Regions from separate parts of the Homo sapiens genome. Here all the other regions are linked to region 1. A link is a loop called in an ENCODE intact Hi-C map of the cell type or tissue named here. Cell type or tissue: dorsolateral prefrontal cortex. All regions are shown on one strand. Links, peaks and the distances in the headings refer to the core of each region. The heading gives the core; the rest is flanking DNA.

Region 1 (8,552 bases), core at 1,416-6,415:
TTAAAATGGCCACAAAACCTAGCCCCGTCCCATGTTACTAGAGCTACAGAATCAAGCACCCTCCAAATATATGGCCAAGCAGCCTTGGAGGCACCTAATGAGTCCAACGCAGTCTTCCCATGTGTCTCAGAGGCTGCTGTCTGTAGTGACAGAGGTGATAGAATATGGTAAAGTTGCGTATCTAGGAAAATCTCAATGTAGTCCCTGATTTCCCAGAGAATGTTCTTGTGGCTTATCCTCTGAGGTTAGTAGTTTCAGTTTAGTACATTAATTCCAAACACTAAAGAGATGAATCCATTCAAGTCATTTACAGAAAAATTGTTTTGAGATTTACCCAAAAAACAAACACACTATAAAGAATTTAGTAACAGAGAAGATTAGAACTTGCACTTTTGCTTCTGCTGGTTCAAGTTTTGTTCTGATATTCTCTGCATTTCCTATTTCCATATGAGAAAACCACCAGTACATCTTTGCTGTGTGAATACCAACACTGAGAAATATTGGCCAAACATAAAGATTTTTAGAGAATTAATTTTTGATATTCATCTAAACAAGCCAATATATTCTCACAATTTTTTAAAGAAAAAAAAAAGAACTCAGCTTAATCATATATTTGACTTCTAAAAAATCATCTCATGATTCCATGAAGATAGAGAAAAAATCAGATGAACAGGAATGGTTTTCATTTCACACTGGAATTATAAGAAAGGTTAATTTTTGCATAAAAATTACATCTACATAAAAATAATTTCTGGAACAATGCATTATTGACAGTTATGTGGGAAGATAAATGCATTCACGTAAATGTTCTTTCTCAAGCAAATTACTAAATATATTGACAGCACTGCACTTTGAAAACAACCATTTTAAGGCAACCAAATACATATACAAGAGTAAAAACATTACATATAATAGCCAATGTAATGTTTCACTCAATGCATATTCACTCAAATATGCATACTTTTTTTCAGTTTATTGATATATACTGCTATTAAATTAAATAGCAAACACTTATGCTTTGTTGTTGGCTATTGCCCACAGAAGGAAAAAAATGGGTAGTCAACTGGAGCCTATTCACACTTCTGTTAATTACTGGTGGTCCATGGAAGATGTTATAGTTTGATTACTAGCACTTGTAAATATTAACCAAGTCTAAGTTACTGCTATAAAATCCAAAATGTGTAAAAACCAAACACACCTATACAAATACAAATGTTTTACTCATGATCGTTAATGACTTTAATCAAGCAGATCTTCTAATTAATTTTGCTAATTGTTCATTCCTCTCAGGACATTTATTGGTTTGATGGATATTACTATGACATATGTTGATGCCAGCATCTGGTCAGAAATGAGGGCATCAATAAACTCTCCTTGGTGTTTCTACAGAATGTGCCAATGCTATAAACACTGTCAATGCCACAGCATTTATTTCAATATAAGATTTTGAGAACATGTCTGCCTTTCATTTAGAGAAAGGATAAACCTACTTCGAAACACACGGTGCTCAAATATGCTTATTCAATGAATGGTGCAATGAGAATGGCTTGATAACAAACTGGAAAACATCTGCCAACATTTAAAATAGAATAATAACATCATAAACGATTATTAGGAATGGCTTCCCCCACAATGTACTCTGTCAATTTATACCCTATTTCGAATATGTAGACTAACTTTAAACAAATATAGTACCGCTATCTTAAAGGAAGTGATCCCCTAAACATTTCTGACCAAAGGTAATCATATGCAGTAAATTAATAGACAAGAAATGCATCAGAATTCGATTCATGTATAGAAATTTGGCTAAACTTGCAAACTTTTATGTTGTTAGTAACTATTCAGAGATTATCACTTTAAACTGCTGACAAATAAGTGCACTTATGCAGTTTTATTTTTAAAAACTAGTTATCCCAAAATATCATATTAAATAATACACCATGCTGTATCTATATTTCAAAATTATTTTAATGGAGATTTGATCTCCAGGTAGAGGCAAAACACTGTTTTCTCCTTCTGGCCCCCATTAGGGAAACTGTAACAGTATGGTTGTCTCCCGTTTCTACACATGAATCTATTGTCACTCTACTGTCATGGCTTAAGAAAAAAATATTGCTTCTACTCAAGGTGCCAAACTGCACCAAGCAAAGTAACTCCAATGCAGTAACATTAAGTTTGGCAACTGCAGGACAAGGTTTCCATCCTTGAACAAGGAGCACTGATACTTCACTATTTTGCCCCCCAACATCATATTTCCCCCTGCATTCTGAAGGTTTTTTTAAAAAATATTTGTAACAATGTTTTTGTATGACACTGGCATCAAGTCTCCCAGGCAGCATGCATCTGTTTTAATTTCATTTGTATTCGTTACTCCTTTCTTCTCTATCTGAGTCCAAGAGAATCACTGCTAACACACCCAGCACTACTCAGGATAGACAACGACAGAATGAAACACTTCTGAGGAAGCCTTTCCGGTGGCATAATGCCAGCACTACTCATTATAGCCTATTTTATCACAGAGCCGTCAACATTACGGACTCGAATAACCCAGATACCAGCGGCATCCCCTTGCACGAGCTCATCTGCGGAGTACAAGGAATACAGATTTGGAAGAAACCTCTGAGAGGTTTTCTAATCTTTCCTCTCTTCCTTCTGACTTCTAACTTTAACGTGAGCCCACCCCAAAGAAGAGAACTAGACTCTCTTAGTAACTTGTGCAAACCTTCAGAAAAGTCTTAGGTTGTACCTAAATTCCTCATGTTGCCATTCCAACACTATTTCCTGTAGTTTTCCCTTTCCAGATGCAGGAGTCCACAGAGCAAGTATCCTTATAAGTGTCTAAGAATCATCAAGCAATTCCAAAGTTCCCGTGTCTCTAATCTACTGATCCAACGTGCCCGGCGCACATAAGCAGCACCGCGACTGAATTTCAAGTCTTCTCAAACTCACACCTCAGTTGCTCAGAGAGGAGAAATGCAGCGAGGACTCGCCTTCCTGGCCAGTCTCTGAAAACGCGAAACCTTCCTGAGCTGTCCATTTGTTTTAGGGGCTGTTTATAAACGGCTGGTTTTCTTGGAGGAAAAATAAACAAATAAATACGGGGCGATGGCAGCATCCTGATAAACACAGGACCTTGTTTGGCTTTTGGCAAGTTGTAACCTGGAGTAAAATCACATCCAAGTTACAAGCACGCAAATTGGAATTTCGCTGGAAACACTGACCCGACCTTCACCGAAGCAGCAAATCGCAGTCTCTGCTGCTCTGCTCCTGCTCTCCAAGGCTTAACATTGGAAAGTCCATGCCCACGTCCCCCTCTAATTAATCAATGTAGAAAGAAATACGAGGGAAGAGAGAGGGAGCACACTCCACACCAACCTTGCCAGCTTCTATTCTTCCTGCTATTCCTTAAAGGCGATGCACAGCGCACCTGGAAATTACGTGGACTTGGCATGGCTTTTTAATATTAAAGACAAACGACCTTTGGAAAATATACACTGTTAAAGTCAAACCATTTGGAGAGACACCCAGCAATTTACCTCCTCAAACTCCTCGGAACCCCAAGAATGAGGAAAGGAAATGGAAAATGCGCTTAACCCGGGGGTGGTGGGGGAATCGATAACCAGAACAGGTTTGAAAAAAAAAGCCCCCCTCCCGCCCCCTCCGTAGAGACCGCTAGCTGAGGCTGCAACACCTGCCCCGGCAAAGCGTCTCCGCAGCCTTCCCGGCTTGCCCGACTCGGCTTCCTCCGCCTCTGCCCCGGCTGCGGCACCACTTCTTGGAGCCACGTCTCGGCGAGCGGGGGCCGCGGAGCGAGGGGGCCGCTGTGCCGCTACTCACCCGAGCCGCTCGGGCTGGCCGCGAGCCGGGATCCGCGAGGGCTGGCGGGCTCTGGCCCCCGAGGACGCAGACATGTGGCTTGAACCTCCGCTCCCCTAGCCGTTGCCTCTGTGCATCTTTCTGGGCGCCCCCAGCGAATGCGAGCGGCGAGGCGAGGGCGAGCGCGCCGAGGAAGGGCGGGAGAGGCGCGGAGCTTGGCCGCGCCGCGCTGCGCCGAGCGCCGGGCTCTCCCCGCGAGCTCCCCGGGCCCGCGCGCGCGCCCCCCACTGCCCCCGCCCCCCGCGCGGCGCGTGCCCCCCACCCCCCGCCGCGCGCCCTCGCACCCGCCCGGCTCCACGCGGCGCGCGCCTGCCCTGGCGGCAGCGGCGGCGGCGGCGGCGCGTCCTCCCCCGAACGCCGTCTCCAGGGCTGCTGGCTGCGCTCTCCATTGTTCCGCGGCTGCTGCCCGGGGTGGGCGGCGAGGCGGGGGGGAGGTGTCGGCTTGGCCGCCGGGGAGGGCTTACCGCTCGGGCGGACCCTCACTGCGAGAGCGATGCGGGCCCAGGCGCGGCGCGCGGGGGCTGCAGGGCGCCTAGCACTGGGGGTTGCCGGCGCGCGGGGGCCTCCTCCTGGCTCCCAGGCACTCGCTGCTGCTGGGCGCCCCTCGCATCCTCGGTTACTATGGATATCTCGCTCCTCCGCCGCCCCCTCCGCGCACTCCGGGAGGCCGCCGGGGCGGTAGCAGCGGCGCGGCTCCGCGGGTGCCCAGGTGACCGGCTCGGCAGCGGCAGAGCAGTGGCAGCAGCCGCCACTGCCGCTGTTACTGCGGTCGCCGCCGCTGGAGAGAGGAGGACGAGGAGGGCAAGGGGCAGAAGCAGGTCCTGCTCTGTCTGCCCCAGAGGCCACCTCGGGTTTCTTCTCACTAACCAAGCGACTTCGTGTTTACCTCGCAGGAGACGCCTCGGCAGTCCTCAACTTGTGTGCGCCGGTGGCCCTCTCCTGTGGGACTTGCGTTCCAGCTGTTCTCAGAGCGGGTATGATCGGCCTCCAGTAGACTTGGAGGGTCACGGGTGAGATTTTGATAAGGTTCAAATACTCCTCACTCCTGCCTCCGGTTTCCACCAAAGTTACCATTGTACTACTACCAACAGTTGTGGAAATTTACTTTGGCAAAGGTTTTGTGTTTTTGTTTGTTTGTTTTTCCCCCCAAAAATTATGCCAATTAAATCCGACCTTAAATGACAAGGCTTTTCTCTCATGTTTAAAATCCCATTTTTTTCCCCTTGCCATAAATAAATAAAAATAACTTGTGGCTTACAGGCTGCTTAATACCACAACATTTTAATGAGCATGTCAGGTAACCCACAGGCTTCAGTTCTTTGTTGCTTACAAGTTCCATCCGTAAGTGTGAGTTGCTCACTTAGTCTGGGGTAACAACCGCAGATTCCCACAGAGAAGAATCAGTGTCTTAAAACAAGGTAATACCAACCCAATGGTCTATGAATAGGTTGGAATGGCGGTACTTTAAGTAAAAGTATAAAGAAATGGTTAACATTATGAGGAACTTCCAGCAGTACTAATAATCAACCCTGTTGTTCAGGAGACATTCACTTGCTAAACTTTAAGGCTAGGCATTTACTGCCTTGAAAGCAAAGCAAATGAAGATTTTGACCAACTGCAACATTCAGGCTCTAAAATAGAAATATGAATGAATTATTAAATAATAGGTAACATTTACTGAGCACTTACGATTTTCCAGGCATCTGTGCATTATCTCATTTAATTCTTACAACTCTATGAAGGTTTCATTATATTATCCTCACTTTACAGATTAAAAAAAAGGCTTAGATCTGCAACTGGTAGTTTTGGAAGAACATTCTTTTCCTTAAACAGGAAACTCTAAATGCCCTCTGTTTTGTCCACCTTTGTGCCACTGTCTGCTTCTGTGAGGGTCAGGATAATAGTATACCTGAAACCGCCCTTTTAGCAAGCGGCAGGGCCAGGACATAAGCTCAGACTAGATGTCTAATTCACTTGCTATACATGTAACATGTAAAATAAAAAAGACCTGCATCTTGACTGGTGTACTCTTTGATAAATGGGACCTGATTACTTGATGGAGGCATGTTTGACTATCTTTGTTTATGACATTAGCAAACTTTCAATGGGTTTGGAAGTGAGGCTATTTAGTTCTGTGTCTTACTCTGCAATCCAGACACCTGTGACTTGAGGTAAAGTAAGTGTTTTCTTGGTTTCCCAATCATGAGAGTGACCGAAGAATGACATTTTCCAGGTCATCATTCTCTTGTGGATATTGTTCTCTGATAACAATATTGGGCAATCTCAAAGAGCTGTCATTTCTTGGCAGTGAACTACAGGCTATTTGGAAAGGAGGTGTAAATCACTTTTTCATCATGTCCAGTCCTCTGCACTCTAGAGTCATTTGGGATGTTTTGTGTCTGCACTACCTCTAGAGAATGATGGAAATCTAATTCTCTGTCAGCTTTTCTACCTGGCTAGTGAAAATGCTTCTTGGGAGAGCTGGGAGGGGAAGTCGCTGTCCATGGTGGTCGTTACTGAAGCCCCATTCAGCAAAATCGGTTCATACTCTAAATACTGGAATCCTGCTTAATTAAACTAAGGAGCTTCTGCACAGCAAAATAATAAACAGAGTAAACAGACAACCTTCAGAATGGGAGAAAATATTTGCTAGCTATGCATCTGAAAAAGGACTAATATCCATAATCGATAAGGAACTCCAATCAACAAGAAAAAAAAAAGCATTAAAAACCGGGCAAAGGACATGAGCAGACATTTCTCAAACGAAGACATACAAGTGGCCAACAAACACATGAAAAATGCTCACCATTGCTAATCATCAGAGAAATGGAAATTAACAGCACAATGAGATAGTCTCACACCAGTCAGAATGACTATTATTAAAAAGTCAAAAAATAACAGATGTTGGTGAGGTTGCCGAGAAAAGGGAATGCTTATACACAATTGGTGGGAATGTAAATTAGCACAACCCCTGTGGAAAATAGTATAGGGATTTCTCAAAGAGCTATAAACAGAACTACCATTCGACCCAGCAATCCCAATACTGGGTATCTACTCAAAGGAAAATAAATTGTTATATCAAGAAGACACCTGCACTTGTATGTTTATTGCAGCACTATTCACAGTAGAAAAGATATGGAATCAACCTGTGTCTATCAGTGAATGCTTGGGTAAAGAAAATGTAAATATACACCATGGGATACTATGCAGCCATAAAAAAGAATGAAATCATGTCTTTTGCAGCAACACGGATGGAGCTTGAAGCCATTATCCTAAGTGAAATAAAACCAGAAAATCAGTACCACATGTTCTCATTTACAAGTGGGAACTAAACAATAGGTACAAATGGACATACAGAGGGAAACAGTAGACACTGGGAACTCCAAAAGCAGGGAGGATGGGAGGGGACTGAAACTGAAAAATTACCTATTAGGTATAATGTCCACTCTTTGGGGGATGAGTACACTAGAAACCCAACCTCACCGTTATACAACATATCCATGTAACAAACCTGCATCTATAAAAATAAAAATAAAAAATAAACAGCTGTTAATTTTGCAAAATAAGTAAATATTACAGTCTGGAAATTAACTTCATCATGGCACTAATGAAATTTGGTGATATTCTCCAGTACTGTATATTAAAACATAAAGATCTTATCAGTATAATCTACTGGTTGGAGTAAAAACATTAAATAATTCACAGGAGAATGACTTTTTACTCTATGGCACTAAAATAGCCCCTATTCATTGTCAAATTTTAGATATTTTTAGGTACCAGAACAGCATAAAGGGGATAAATCATTTCCTGAAACCCTCTCACCTTACAGCAAAGAAAATAGCTACCTATAGAGGTTAACCACCATAATTAGAAGCAGGCGTAAAACCATGAATTCTTGCCACAGAATCACTTATCATGATTCTGTGATGCACCAGGATATTGAATGTCAGAATCATTCTTTCTTCAGTAATTTCATTTTTTTGCTTAAAAACAATTTCCAATTTATGTCATTTGAAAAACAGATAATATATAGTCTGATGTAATATGTAGCTCATGTTCATTTATGTGGAGTGTATCTAAATCTTATAATATTCTAGCTGTATTAAGTAATATTGTTTCCTGCAAAGTGAGACAGTAGAAAAAACTCTTATGGTACCAATTTCTGACCACTGTAACCCAGTGAAAAGCAAAGCATTAATTTCATTACAGGTCATCAAGAATGCAACCGTCAACATAAACTGCTTATTTAAGAGCAGCCATTTTCTATCAGAAAGGACTAATATTAAAATTCCCCACTTTCCTATATTCTCCCTTTGTATTAAAAAATTATCCAGGGGACCATGTTGAATATTCCAGTCTCAAAAATCCAAAGATGGTGGTAATTTTTCTAAGAGATATGTAAGGCCCTTTGTAAGATTTAGAGGAATAGGATTTTAAGAGTTTATTCATTTGTTTAGTAGTAGTATAATGCAATAGTTAATCTCCTGACTTTGGAATAAGACCTGTGGATTCAAGTCATGGGTATTTAACTTAATTGTTTTGTGATCTTGAGTAAGTTACTTTTTTGAGCCATGCTGTTCTAATTTGTGATATGAATGTGATAATAATGTAAGCTACTTCACAAGAGTTGTGGTTGGAAATAAATTAGATTACCAATATGTAGTACTTTTCACTAA
Region 2 (5,000 bases), core at 1-5,000, 140 kb before region 1:
TTCAAAATAACTAGAAGAATTGTAATTTCTCAATACAAAAGAAAAATATTTGAGGAGATGGATATCTCAATTACTGATATGATCATTACATATTGTATACATGTGTCAAAATATCACATAGCAATAAAAAACAGTCCCAGAGGTAAGGGAAAATGGTCGTTGAGGGGTTGGGGTCAGTTTGCAGGGTGGGGAGCGGGAAGGCAGACAGCTAAGGGTGAGGAGGTGAGCAGGGACCCAGTCAGGCTAAGCCTTGAGACAAATCCTAAAATGGTTTCGTCCCTGTGCGTACAAATACAACGGGACACTCCTGGGGCGGGGCCGGGCTGTCCGCTCTCAGGAACGGCCCTCAGGTGGATCTACACCATGGCTGCCTCTTCCTTTGGTGTTTCCAGGTCTGCCTGCCCTGTCCTAGCTGCCTGCTCTTCTCAGAGCCTGAGGTTGTGGGAAGGCCTCTCCCATTTCTCTGGCACCATGAGCTTTGCAGCTGCCTTCTACCGTGCCTTGACTGTATCTCCATAAAGCTGTGGGGAGGACCTCACGTGTTCTTAGGGATCACTGAATATTTCTTACCAAGAAATGCCTGGGGCTGAAGGAACTAGAATACTAATGCCTGTCGAGGGGGACTGATCTTGAAGCACATAAATAACATCAGTATTATTCACTGTATATTTTCCTATTTCCCTTGAAGGCATCTGGATGAATATTCTATGAGCTCTTATGCCACCCAACCCTTTGTGCTCTTCTGGAAGAAGCCTGTGGGGACCAGGGTAAGGTCAGATAGAGGCACCTGCTGTGAACAGATTTATTCAGCCCACATGAGAATGAATACAATAGTCTAAGAGATAATCTCTAAAACATTCTGCAAATTCCTGGACACTTAGCAGCCTAATCAATCTCAAAGATATGCTTGTGAAATCCATCCACAGGCCCTCATTTTGTCATCCACAGATATTCACTGAACACCTGCTATGGGCCTGGTTCCGGTGGTGACAACACAGGTGGGGTCCCTGTGTGCATGAAACTTACATTTTTTTTTTTGAGACGGAGTCCTGCTCTGTCGCCCAGGCTGGAGTGCAGTGGCTCAATCTCTGCTCGCTGCAAGCTCCGCCTCCCGGGTGCAAGCCATTCTCCTGCCTCAGCCTCCCTAGTAGCTGGGACTACAGGCACCCACCACCACGCCCAGCTAACTTTTTTTTTTTTTTGTATTTTTAGTAGAGACGGGGTTTCACCGTGTTAGCCAGGAGAATCTCGATCTCCTGACCTCGTGATCTGCCCGCTTCGGACTCCCAAAGTGCTGGGATTACAGGCGTGAGCCACCGTGCCCGGCCCAAAACTTAGATTTTTGTGGAGGAAGATAGACAATAAGCCATCAGTAAAAAACCCTCAATTAATAAATGCTACACAGAATTAAAAGCAGATGACATGCTTGAAGGTGACTGGGTATCTATGTCAGATTGGGTGGTTAGGACATCCGCCTCTTCAAGTAGCCGAGACCTGAATGACAAGATGAAGTCAGCCATGCAGAAACCGGGGGAGGATATTCCAGGTGTGGGGAGCAGGTGGCATAAAGGCCTCAGGTAGGAGTGAGCATTACATAGTCAAGGAATGGGAAGAGCTGAGCATCACAGAGGACTGTGGTGGGAAACTGCATTCTGGGTACTTGGGGCAGAGGGTGCCATGACTGATCTCTGCTGTGTGGGGAGGGGAGTCTCAAGGAGCTATACTGCATAGGCCTGGGGCGAGGTGGCAGTGGCCCCGACTGGAAGAGAGATGGAGGAAGTGGGGAAGAGTGGACAGGATTGAGATATATTTTAGGGGTAGGGTGGATGGGATTTGCTCATGGGCTGGATACAGAGGTAAGGGGAAGACAGGGATCCAGGCTGACTTGTAGACTTTGGGCTTGAGTTGCATGGTGAGTGGCTGTGGGGTGGGGAAGTTGGTGAGAGAAGAGCTTTGAGGGGAAAATCAGGAATTGTGTCCTGGACATGCTAAGTTTCAGATGTCTGTGAAGCATCAAGGTGGAAATGTGAAAGAAGCTGGCCACGTGAGTCTGGAATTGGGGGGTGCCCAGGGCTGGAGATACAGAACTGGGAGCCAGTGTGTTGGGTTGGGTCAGTGCTGAATGGGAGGACCAGGGGCTCAGAGCGTGGCATCGGAAGAAAGACTTCAGAGGAGATACAGCTCCTGGGGATGGCTGGTAATGAGTGATGGACACAGGAGCGAATGGCCGGGGCTGGAGGGAAAGATCCCGAAAGTAAACTGTCAGGGAACTGTGAGACCAGATGCTGGAGGGGTCAATCCTGTGGATGTTGATGGTGCCAAGAAGGGTGACAGGGGTAGGCCCCCAAAAGAAGACTGAAAACAAGAACTGCATGTTCACAAAGGGAGGTGCCTCCCTGCAAATGTTAAAAATGCCTGCTGCTGTTCCCCATGACAGTGGAGGTGGGGGCTGGTGAGAAGGAGGAGAGACAGTTCCAGATGGAAGGATTCGGGGGCGTGAGAGCAATGCATTCTGGGGGAGTCCCAGGGTTTCTAGGATGCAATACGGCAGCCGGGGCAGAAACCAGATGGGAGGCTGGTTGGGAATCTTCCAGCTTTTGAATATTGCTACTACCAGAGGAGGCCGCTTTGAAGTCATGCAAGCCTGTTGGGACAGGATGTCTGCAGAGCCTGTGGGAGGGAAGGGGAAGAAATTCCTGGAGGAAGGCAGATGCTGAGAAGGAGGGGCTGCACCTTCTGAACAGGCACCATGCCGCAGGAAGCCTCAGCTGCGGGAGACAAAGCACGCAGGCCATGGCGCAGGCCTTGCATATAGCAGGGCAGCCTGTGCATCCAGCTTCCTCTAGCTGGGGACCGAGGACATCATCACTGTGTACCTCTGCAAACCTCTCTGGAGGCCAGGGGCTTGTAGGAGGCTTTGCCCTCTGATGGGATGGCAGCTGAAGCCCCAGGGAACACTGCTCCCAAGCTTTCCTGAATCTTTAGGTAAGATTCACCAAGAACAGCAGTACCTGCTGCTGAGACCCTTCATAGGGTTGCTGCAGGTGACTGAGAAAGTGGATTTCTCTGGAGGCTCCAGGTTGAGGGAGATGGTGCCCAAGACTTGGTGGGAACCAGGCAGAGGTGATGATGGACACATGCCAGGAGGAGGCCAAGGGAAAGGATGAAGAAGAGGCCCTGGGTTCTAATGGCACCCACACCACACAAGGGCCTGGTTAGCAGCCCCTTTTCCTCCTGTTCAAGGTTTTTTAGAACATCTGTATCGTTTCTACTTACCACGGACTTGCGAATGCTAACGCGGGGCTTGGGGATGGGTTTGGAGGGTTTGTTTTCAAAGCTTTCTGGAAGTGTGGAGGAGTGTCCCCCTTTTCTTGCTTGTAGTGCTAGCTGGTAAGCGACTTCGAATGCCTGTCCCAGGGTTAGGATGATTTCATAGGCTAAATTCTGCAAGAAAAATGAGAAAGCATTTGCTACTGGCACACTGCAAATTAGAATGGGTCGAATGGCTGAGGAACACTGAGGGAGGTGAACTAGGGAGGAACTTGAACTACTTCACCAGAGGCAGCAGCGATTCGGTGGAAATCTACAAAGAACAGGACACTCCGGGTCCAACTTAGGGTTTACACCAGGCTTTAGTCATTTGTGAAAAGAAAAATCTTGGGACCTCAAATCACTAAGACAAACGAAAAAGTCAGCTGGGAACTGTGTTGGGCAAACCTGCCTTGCATTCTATTCCTAAATAAGATAGCTACAAAGATAAAAAAGCTACATACCTCCCTCACAATTTGCCCAAAAGGAAATTTCCTGTGGACAAAAGACAGAGCTCAAAGTCATGCCTCTGCTCATGTGAGATAAATGCATATCAGATTGCTTCCCCTGTCCTGTTGTTTCCCTAAGCCAGACTAAGGCATAAGTGACTATTCCTGTAAATTGTGTATTCAGTGAAAGGCTGATCTTCAGAAACTCAAAATAATTCAACTGTTTGTCTCTTATCTACCTATGGCCTGGAAGCCCCCTTCCCATTTCTAGTTGTCCTGCCTTTCCAGACCAAACCAACGTACTTCTTACACATACTGATTGATGTCTCATGCCTCCCTAAAATGTATAAAGCCAAGCTGTGCCCTGACCACCTTGGGCACATGGTCTCAGGACCTCCCAAGGCTGTGTCACGGGTGCATTTTTTTTCTTTTTTTTTTTTAGATGGAGTCTCACTCTTGTCACCCAGGCTGGAGTGCAGTGGCACAATCTTGGCTCACTGCAACCTCCACCTCCCGGGTTCAAGCGATTCTCTTGCCTCAGCCTCCCGAGTAGCTGGGACTACAGGCACGTGCCACCACGCCCAGCTGATTTTTGTATTTTTAGTAGAGACGGGGTTTCACTATGTTGGCCAGGCTGGTCTCATATTCCTGACCTCATGATCCACCCGCCTCAGCCTCCCAAAGTGCTGGGATTGCAGGAGTGAGCCACCACGCCTGGTCCACGGGTGCATCTTTAAGCTTGGCAAAATAAATTGACTGAGACTTGTCTCAGATATTTTTGGTTTACACACTGATAGGGCACTCTTGCTTACAGATCCCCAGTTAGCCCCAGGAGGAGCAGGCCCCACAGCCCAGTGGCCCCAGGAGCCCACACCATTCAAAGCTCTCCCTGTGGGCAGTTGGTTTGTCCCCAAGGCCTTGGAAGGTAAGGGGTTACTACTGGTATTTCTGCTGAGTCCTGGGAGCACTTCAACCTTGCCTGTGAGGATGATCCCACACACTCCACAGGAGGTGTTCCTGAGAAGTTTGGGTCTTTTTACCTCAAACATCTGTGATTCAGTGAACATCTACGAAACACAATCAAAATCTAATTTAGGCCTAGAGGAGAGGCATTAGTCATGCTGGTGTGGCGGCTCACAGTCGCAGCAGTGAGCACGCAAACAGTGCTCCAACAGAGCCAATTCCCCAGCTATTTCTTGAGGCTTTTGCTCTCCCTGTGGGTCCACTCTATATTTTATCATG
Region 3 (8,552 bases), core at 2,142-7,141, 170 kb before region 1:
TCCTCTCTGGTATGATTTGGGAAGCCAGAAATGCCTCCATTTCTTCCCCTTCCCCCAGCATATCTCATTGGGTTCTTAAAATATGAAAATTACTAATTCATTCTCTTTAGAATTACTCTCACTTCCAGTTCGTCTTCTAAAGTTCTCTTGCTTGCATACAAGACCCCATGCTCCTGATATCCTGCTTCTGTGAATGAGCATTCTGAGGCAGAAGATGAGAGATCTGAAAGCCAGGGCTTGTTGGGGAGGACGACTGCTAAATGTGGTGGAAAAAGAAGTAAAAAAAAGGGGAATAAGAGATGTCATTTATTTTAAGATTTTGCCTAGGTCTGATTAAAGATATTTCTGCTGTTTAGCATTGGCCAATAAAAAGCTAGACTCAGAATGTTACTCATGTGCATACCTGTAGTTGTGGCTGCTTTTTCTTTATCTTTTTATTCTTTTGGAGCTGGCCTGTTTTCCCATACCTCAGAATTTTAGCTTCATCAGGCCCACGGGGCTGTTTCTTTGGATACCTTCCCAACCTTTTTTCTCTTCTGTTTCTTCTGCGTCTCCTATGCTCTAGTCAGATGGACTCATGAGCAGGTCCCTTTTCACGTTTCCCTGCTCCTATACTTTAACTCCAACATTTATTCCCTTTGAAGAACCCTTCTCAGTTTGTGAATCACACTTTAAACCCATTCCTCAAGCCTACTTTGAATGTGCTATCTCCAAATTTTCTCTAAGGAATTACTTTTTTTGAGTTTCACAGAACTTTTATCTCTATCATTGTATCTTCTATTGTAGGACTTTTTGGGTTTGTTGTTGTATTTCTCATTTTCTTTGCTAAACTCTTAAGTTTCTTTATGCTAGATCCTTGTTTGATTCCTATTTGCCTTGCATATAGGTACTAAATAGACATTTATTAAATAAGTTAATTTGAAGTCAAGTATTAATAAAGCTCTAAATACAGTTGCTTTTAGTAATTAAGAAATGTCCTTTACATAGACATAGCATAAAAATAAACTTCTGTGTACCTCTGTGTCTCAGATACGTTTGTATGCATATTTTGTGCTAGTTACTCATGTTATTTCATTCCCCCCACCCCTTTCCTTATGTCTGAGGAGCTCCTCCTGAAGCTCCACATGAAAAACAATGCCTTCTCACTTCCGTCATTTTGAGGATTGCGATGGGGGATAGCTGAGATATTTGAAGCTTGGGAACTCTTGTGTTTTGGTTTGAAGCTGCTTTGATCAACTGGCCTTCCCAGGCCAGCTTCAGTGGGGCCAGGATCTGTAGACTTCCCCAGCTTGTAGGTTCAGAAATCTGTGACTATGTAATTAGGATAATTTTCTCAGGAAAATTTAATCAGATGGTGAGCTCACTGGCATATTGTGTGTTTTTTTTTTTCTATCTTCTGGTATAATTAACTGTTCTCCAAGCAACTGAAGAAAACAAATTTTATTTAGGAGGAAAAGTATTTTATTTTGCCCCTAGTCAATTTACATAACCGCAGCTTCTGTCTGTAAAATGTGGACACCACAGTCTTCTCTCTTATTCCTCTCTGTTTTACTGAAATGCCATGTGAGTAAAAGACTTTAGACAAGAGAATGTACACTCTCTCCACCCCTCCAATGAGATAGGATCGGGGGAGGATTATAACAGACTTATTTCTTTGATATTCAGGTATGGAATTGGCAATTGGACAAATGTATCTTTCTACGAGGCCATCAGGAAACAGTGAAAGACTTTAGACTCTTGAAAAATTCAAGACTGCTTTCTTGGTCATTTGATGGAACAGTGAAGGTAATTTAAAGTATAAATTTGTTTTTTGAAAAAGTATTCTCATATTGCAATGATTATATTGAGACAGTCAAAAGCCACTGTGAGGCTAATTACTTACTTAAAAATTTTTAATTTTTCTCATGCTTGTTTTCTGTTAATTGCAGTCACCTACATCTGCTGTGTTTAATGAGCATTTATACTGTTAGTCACATTTAAAGTAAAGGGGTCAGAACAGCCAGTGTATTAAAACTCTTGTTTTATAGACCTGTCTTGTAGCTGATTATGCTTTTTAATATAAAATGTTCTTAAAAGTGTCAACCTCCAAGTGTTTTTTTTTTTTTTTTAAGGTATGGAATATTATTACTGGAAATAAAGAAAAAGACTTTGTCTGTCACCAGGGTACAGTACTTTCTTGTGACATTTCTCACGATGCTACCAAGTTTTCATCTACCTCTGCTGACAAGACTGCAAAGGTAGGTCAATCAATTGAAACCATGCATAAAACTTTGGTAGTGGTTATGTATAATGAGTTCAAATAATATATGCAAAAGGACATAACAGTTGCTCTCTACATGTCTGTTTCATATTTTGTGATCTTTTGGAGGATGCCCATTGGCATTTAGTTGGTATCAAATGAATGAAATGAAATACATTGAGGACTTCTGATTTCTCCCTTATGGATTACTTTTTGTCTATAACTAATCAAATGCAACCTCTACTGCATATTGTAGGCAATAAAAATCATTGAAAAGCATTTACATTTAATTATACACTGACAATACAATTTTAATATAATTAATGTAATATAATTGACGTGTGTCTAAAATCACATTCTGGTGAATGATGCTGCTTGGTGGGGGACCTCAAGTACTCTCTTCTCTCCTTTTTTCTCCTTCTACCAGTCTTTCCAAACTATAAACCTTGGAATTGTCAGGGCTGTATCCTGTCTTTTGTGCTCTGTTGATGACTCTTTAGTGCATCTTAGAGTTATCTTCTCCTCTTTGTCACCACCCTGAAGAGCATGCTTTCCTCCTCCTCCACTGGTGAACTGTCCCAGCATCCTGCCTCTGGTCTGCACCTCTTCCACTTTATCTTCCATACCACTGCCTGTGTCCCTTGTTGAAACACCTATTACCTAACGGTTTATAGGCCAACCACTTAGCTCCTCACCATCTTTTTCTGCTATATTGTTTCCTCTGTGCCAGCCTACTTTCCAACTTCATCTTTTTGTGCATGCTGCTAACTTTGGTTTGATAAACCTTCTACTCTTTTACCTTGAAGCATTATGACTCATCTTTCTAGACCTAGATTTGATGGCAGCTCTTCTGAAGCGTTTCCTGACCCTCAAGCAAGGTTAGCTGCTCTACCTCCAGTGTTTCTATTACATTTTATTCATTTGTTAGAACATTTACTTCATACAACTGTTCACTAACTGTTCGTGAGCCTGTCTTTGTGATTAAACTATAAACTTTTCAAGGATAGTGACTGTAGCTAGTTTATCTTCTTGTACCACTAGTTCTTAGCTCACAGCGCTTGGAACTTGGTAGTTTTCAGTATGTGGTTGCTAAATGATGTTGACAAAACCATGAGACAATATTGAAAGAAAAAAAAAATAGCATTTGGCTGCCAAGAAGTAGGCTAGTATAGTGACTAACATTTAAAGATTACTTGTCACATGCTAGTAATTTCACTCTCTATAATCTCATTTAATCTTCACATCATAGGTACAATTGTCCTCATTTTACAGATGCCGTGTCTGAAGCTATAGAAGCTTATATGAGTTGTCCTAGTCACAAGAATCTAGTGAACAGTGGAGCTAGCACTCACATTCAGGTCTGCTTCACTCCACAGACTGCTCTTAGCTGATTCAGTGTTCTTCTGTCTAGGTCTAAATTAAGGAAGGAGTGACATTGATCCTTGAGCTGAATTTAACTTGAGTAAATAAAGGGAAACTCAGAAAAATTAACAAGGTTGCATGCTGGAACTTGGGCATCTCATGACAGTTTATGAATTGCCAGATATTAGAATGTCCATGTGATTGAATTTATGGCTGAATAGCAATCAAGGCAGATGCTTATTTTGAGTGTTTATAGCATTGCTAAACAATCCTAATTGCCTTCCAGATCTGGAGTTTTGATCTCCTTTTGCCACTTCATGAATTGAGGGGCCACAACGGCTGTGTGCGCTGCTCTGCCTTCTCTGTGGACAGTACCCTGCTGGCAACGGGAGATGACAATGGAGAAATCAGGGTAGGCTGTTTGCTGACATGAGAGCACTGCTCTTCTTGTAGCTTGGGCTAGCACTGTTCACAGTGGGGACCTTTGTTCACGGGCCAGGGAAGCATAGTCCTGAAGTTGTGGTTGGATGAGGCATTCTTTTTGTTTCTTGTGCACATTGTATTCACAGCTGCACTCCACTGCAGAAACGGATTCATTTTAGAGTTAGAGTGAAGCATTCCCTGTATATGTGAGGAAGCAAGTGCTCTAGTCATTTGTAGTTCATTCTCTGCCATTAGCTTGAGAATGATTCATCTTAATTCTTGGACTTGAACCAAAGGTTTTTGGTAGCAGAATTTGAGGAAAATAATTTTGTAAATTATGGTCTGGATTATAAATGAATTGCAAATTCTGCTTTTTCTGTGCTGAAAGAAAAGATCTCTTTAGCACTATACCCATTTGATAGCCATTTCCAGTGTGGTTTGTTGCAGTCCTCTGTGGACTGCCTGCCTGTTAAACAGTGCAGAGGTTCACATTTCCGTCATTGTGGGGCAGCGAAGGGCTCCTAATTGAGTCACAGTCTGCATGCTAGGCCAGTTTTTATTACCCTGCAGTGCTTAAGATATACATACAAACCATGCCAATTTTATTTAGAAAACAATCTATTTTTTTTAGATATATAATTTTGACTTTTAGAAAACAATCTTTTTAGGAGGCTTAGAATGTTGTTCTCTGTGTCTGTGGAAATATAGTACCATATGGAAAGAATTGCATGCTGAAAGATTAGAAATTATGGAAAAGGAGTCAGTTGACCTAGTTGTGTCAGAAGAATTGGGGAGCCGATTGGAAAAGTTTGGGTATTGGGATGACTACTTTGGTAACCAGTGTAGATGAGGAAGATGGGGTTTTCCCCCTTTCATTACAAAGGAGGATCTAAAACTCCAGGAACAGGTATATAGTGCAGAAGACTAGGAGAGTATACAGTTTGCAGGAACAGAGGTGTTATCAGATGGGCTTTCCAGGGAAATTAAGATTCTTCTTCTTGAGGACTAAGTAACCAACCTTCTCTCTACCAGTCACATAAATGTGTGTCAGCTGAAGTGGCAGGGCTGCTTTGGAAATGTTCATTTTGCTCTGAGTTCGCGTCTTTGGATGAAAGTGCTCCTTTCCCAGTTATGAGGCGGTGTTTCATTTTTCAACCACTGCAGGAAAAAGTTGTCTCCATTAAAATTGTGTTATTTTAAAAATTTTTGTTGGTACATTAAAAAAATTTTTTTCTCCCTGATTATTCAGAATATAGGAAAGTTACTGATTTTTGTTTGTATATGTACTACCTTACTGAACTGTTTCTAATGAGTTTTTCCATTCGGTTCTCTTGGATTTTCTAGGGAGAGATTTACAAATGATTGTTTAATTTTCTTTTACCATTTATGCCTCTGTTTCTTTTTCTTATTCTGGTGTACCTTTATTTGAAAAATTAGAGCACTGCTTATATATTAAATGCCACTGGAAATAAATGGCAATATTAGTATCTGTGTTAGGGTTGTTTATAATAAAGTCTAGTAAAATAATTTTAGAATACATATATATGGACATATATATGTTTTAAAACCAGAGAAGCTTCTGGATAACTCTGTTAATGAATTGTGTATCATGTTTATGTAGATATGGAATGTCTCAAACGGTGAGCTTCTTCATTTGTGTGCTCCGCTTTCAGAAGAAGGAGCTGCTACCCATGGAGGCTGGGTGACTGACCTTTGCTTTTCTCCAGATGGCAAAATGCTTATCTCTGCTGGAGGATATATTAAGGTAAGAGTTCCCCAAGAACTGTGAAAGAAAATAATAGCCTATATCATACTTTCCAAGCTATTTTCACTTCCTGTTTCTCAGTTGGGCCTTTTACAACCCAGCAGAGTAAAAAGGCTGCTACTCCGGAGGCTAAGGTGGGAGGATCGCTGGAGTCTGTGAGGTCAAGGCTGCTTTGAGCCATGCTTGCGCCACTTCACTCCACCCTGGGTGACAGAGCGACATCCTGTCTCAAAAAAAAAAAAAAAAATCTGGCAGTAAAATGAGTTTAGTAACTAAAGAAAAGAACAGAAAAAAATATTGAAAACAAAAAAGAACCAGAAAAAACTTTAAAAAATAATTAAAAGCCAGGCACGGTGGCTCACGCCTGTAATCCTAGCACTTTGGGAGGCCAAGGTGGGCGGATCACCTGAGGTCAGGAGTTTGAGACCAGCCTGGCCAACATGGCGAAACCCTGTCTCTACTAAAAATACAAAAAATAGCCGGGCGTGGTGGCATATGCCTGTAATCCCAGCTACTTGGGAGGCTGAGGCAGGAGAATCGCTTGAACCCGGGAGGTGAAGGTTGCAGTGAGCCGAGATCACACCATTGCACTGCAGCCTAGGCAACAAGAGCAAAACTCTGTCTCAAAAAAGAAAATAAATAAATAAATAAATTAATTAATTAATTAATTAAAAAAATAAATAAAAAGGAAAAGAAAAAAAAAGGCAGTTACTATTATCCCCATTTTGTAGTGATGAAACTGAGATCCACAAGACTGCTTTCCTCAGATCTTGGGGAAGCTTTGGTGACAGTGGCAGGGATGCCCTCAATCCAGAGCTGTCATACTGCCTCATACTAAACTTGGGGCATTAGAATGACTAGCAAGTTGGGTGTTTAACTTAGTTCTGTTTTCCATGTCATTCACAATTAACTATGTTGGTTGAAAATCTTTAAAAAAACATATTTTTGAAATTTCTTCAGTAATAATAATAGCAGCAGTATATGGCTTTATAGTTTACAAAACGCTTCACTCCCCTCATCTTACTAGCCAGCTTTTTGAGGCTTAAATTTCATTCTTGGTTTACAGATGAGGAAAATGATTTTCTATGGAGGTTATAACTTTCCTAAAGTTACATAATTAGTGCCGGGTGTGGTGACTCACACCTGTAATCCCAGCACTTTGGGAGGCCAAGGCGGGCAGATCACTTGAGGTCAGAAGTTGAAGACCAGCCTGGCCAACATGGCAAAACGCCATCTCTGCTAAAAAATACAAAAATTAGCTGGGTTTTGTGGCGGGCACCTGTAGTCCCAGCTACTTGGGAGGCTGAGAGGTGAGACTCACTTGAACCCCGGGGGAGCAGAAGTTGCAGTCAGCTAAGGTCACACCACTGTACTCCAGCCTGGGCAACAGAGCGAGACTATCTCAAAAACAAACAAACAAAAAAACCAAAAATAAAGTTACATAATTAGTAAATAGAAAAGCCAGGACTCAAACCCAGGTCTCTGCCTCTGCTTTCTCTAGCTAATTGGCTTTTTAAAACTTACTAGTGATTGAGGCCGCAATTTGAATGTGTTGTGGTGCTTCAGGGTCATATTTTTGGTGTTTTTTTGATGTATCTTTTATCTATCCACTCAAAAAGACTGTGTTGAATGTCCAGTGTGTGCTAAGCTACTGCTCTGTGGCACAATGTTTATGGCTTGGTTCCTGCCTTTCAGCAGCTTACAGTCTATGGGGGAAGCAGGTGGTAAACCAATAAAGTCCCTAAAGTTTAGAAGGGGTCTGGGACATGCTTTCATGAGGGAGGTGGAAGCACAAAGGAGAGGAGTGACCAGACCAACCTCAGAGAGTTAGCAGAGGCTTCACCTGGAGGGGAATGCTTGAAGTGAGTCTTTTGAATAGCAGTTTACTTGTAAAAGTGGTAGAAGATGATACTCTATATCAGCGGTCCCCAGCCTTTTTGGCACTAGGGACTGGTTTCCTTGGAAGACAATTTTTCCACAGATGGGGTGGTGGTAGGAAGTGGGGAGCGGGGAATGGTTTCAGGATTAAACTGTTCCACCTCAGATCATCAGCATTAGATTCTCGTAAGGAGTGCACAAGCTAGATCCCTCGCATGTGCAGTTCACAGCAGGGCTCTTGCTCCTGTGAGAAACTAATGCCACCACTGATCTCTCAGGAGACAAAGCTCAGGTGGTAATGTTCACTCACCAGCCGCTCACCTTCTGCTCTGCGGATGGGTTCCTAAAAGGCCACAGACCAGTACCGGTCCATGGCCCAGGGACTGGGGACTCCTCTATATTGGGCTGATCACTTGGACATTCTGAAAGCTTTTTCATTCAAAATTGATTCCTAATAAGATCTTATGATACTGTTATTTCTTACTGAAAACATTCAAGTGTAGGAGATGATTCTCATTAATTGTCTAAGGCAGGATAAGTGTTTGGAAATATTTGAATGACTGGTGTTTTGGTTACATGAGACCCACACAGCTGCAATTTTACCACCATAAGAATCTAGCTTATAAAAAAGATAAATTAGAGGACAGTTTTTAGCTTTATGAAAGGATGTACTAAGGGGTACAAAAATACAGATAAACAAAAGGAGTAATTTCTAGTATTTGATAATACAGTAGGGAAATTATAGTTAACAATTTATTGTATATTTCAAAATAGCTAGAAGAATTATAATGTTCCCAACACAAAGAAAAGATAAATATTTGAGGTGGATATCCCAATTATCCTAATTTGATCATTACACATTGTATCACATGTACCCCCAAAATA

Evidence for each region. Peaks named below come from ENCODE experiments on the same cell type or tissue, not always from the same donor. Only the 100,000 strongest peaks of a DNase experiment are listed, where the experiment ranks them.
Region 2: it touches region 1 in a loop (3-fold over the local background); 6 of 110 quality-filtered maps call a loop at or near these places.
Region 3: it touches region 1 in a loop (2.9-fold over the local background); 3 of 110 quality-filtered maps call a loop at or near these places.

The regions. Positions count from the first base shown.
Region 1 is chr12:98,890,793-98,899,344 of GRCh38, forward strand. All of the region lies in intron 17 of ANKS1B (ankyrin repeat and sterile alpha motif domain containing 1B), which reads right to left. Among named protein-coding and RNA genes, the nearest start is that of APAF1, 250 kb to the left of the region's middle. RefSeq lists an enhancer at 3,777-4,276. In dorsolateral prefrontal cortex, for the core only: CTCF peaks have their summits at 4,492 and 4,701; DNase peaks (open chromatin) are centred at 2,497, 2,936, 3,949 and 4,459; H3K4me3 peaks cover 4,090 bases; H3K27ac peaks cover 4,621 bases; H3K27me3 peaks cover 599 bases.
Region 2 is chr12:98,748,079-98,753,078 of GRCh38, forward strand. ANKS1B (ankyrin repeat and sterile alpha motif domain containing 1B) reads right to left here. Exons shown (of 27, transcript NM_001352186.2): 26 at 3,277-3,444. Among named protein-coding and RNA genes, the nearest start is that of APAF1, 110 kb to the left of the region's middle. In dorsolateral prefrontal cortex, for the core only: no CTCF peak of the experiment used is centred there; a DNase peak (open chromatin) is centred at 2,583; H3K27ac peaks cover 5,000 bases.
Region 3 is chr12:98,721,528-98,730,079 of GRCh38, forward strand. APAF1 (apoptotic peptidase activating factor 1) reads left to right here. Exons shown (of 27, transcript NM_181861.2): 23 at 1,666-1,785; 24 at 2,112-2,237; 25 at 3,888-4,013; 26 at 5,646-5,789. Among named protein-coding and RNA genes, the nearest start is that of APAF1, 81 kb to the left of the region's middle. In dorsolateral prefrontal cortex, for the core only: CTCF peaks have their summits at 4,490 and 4,697; DNase peaks (open chromatin) are centred at 4,064 and 4,525; H3K4me3 peaks cover 977 bases; H3K27ac peaks cover 3,525 bases.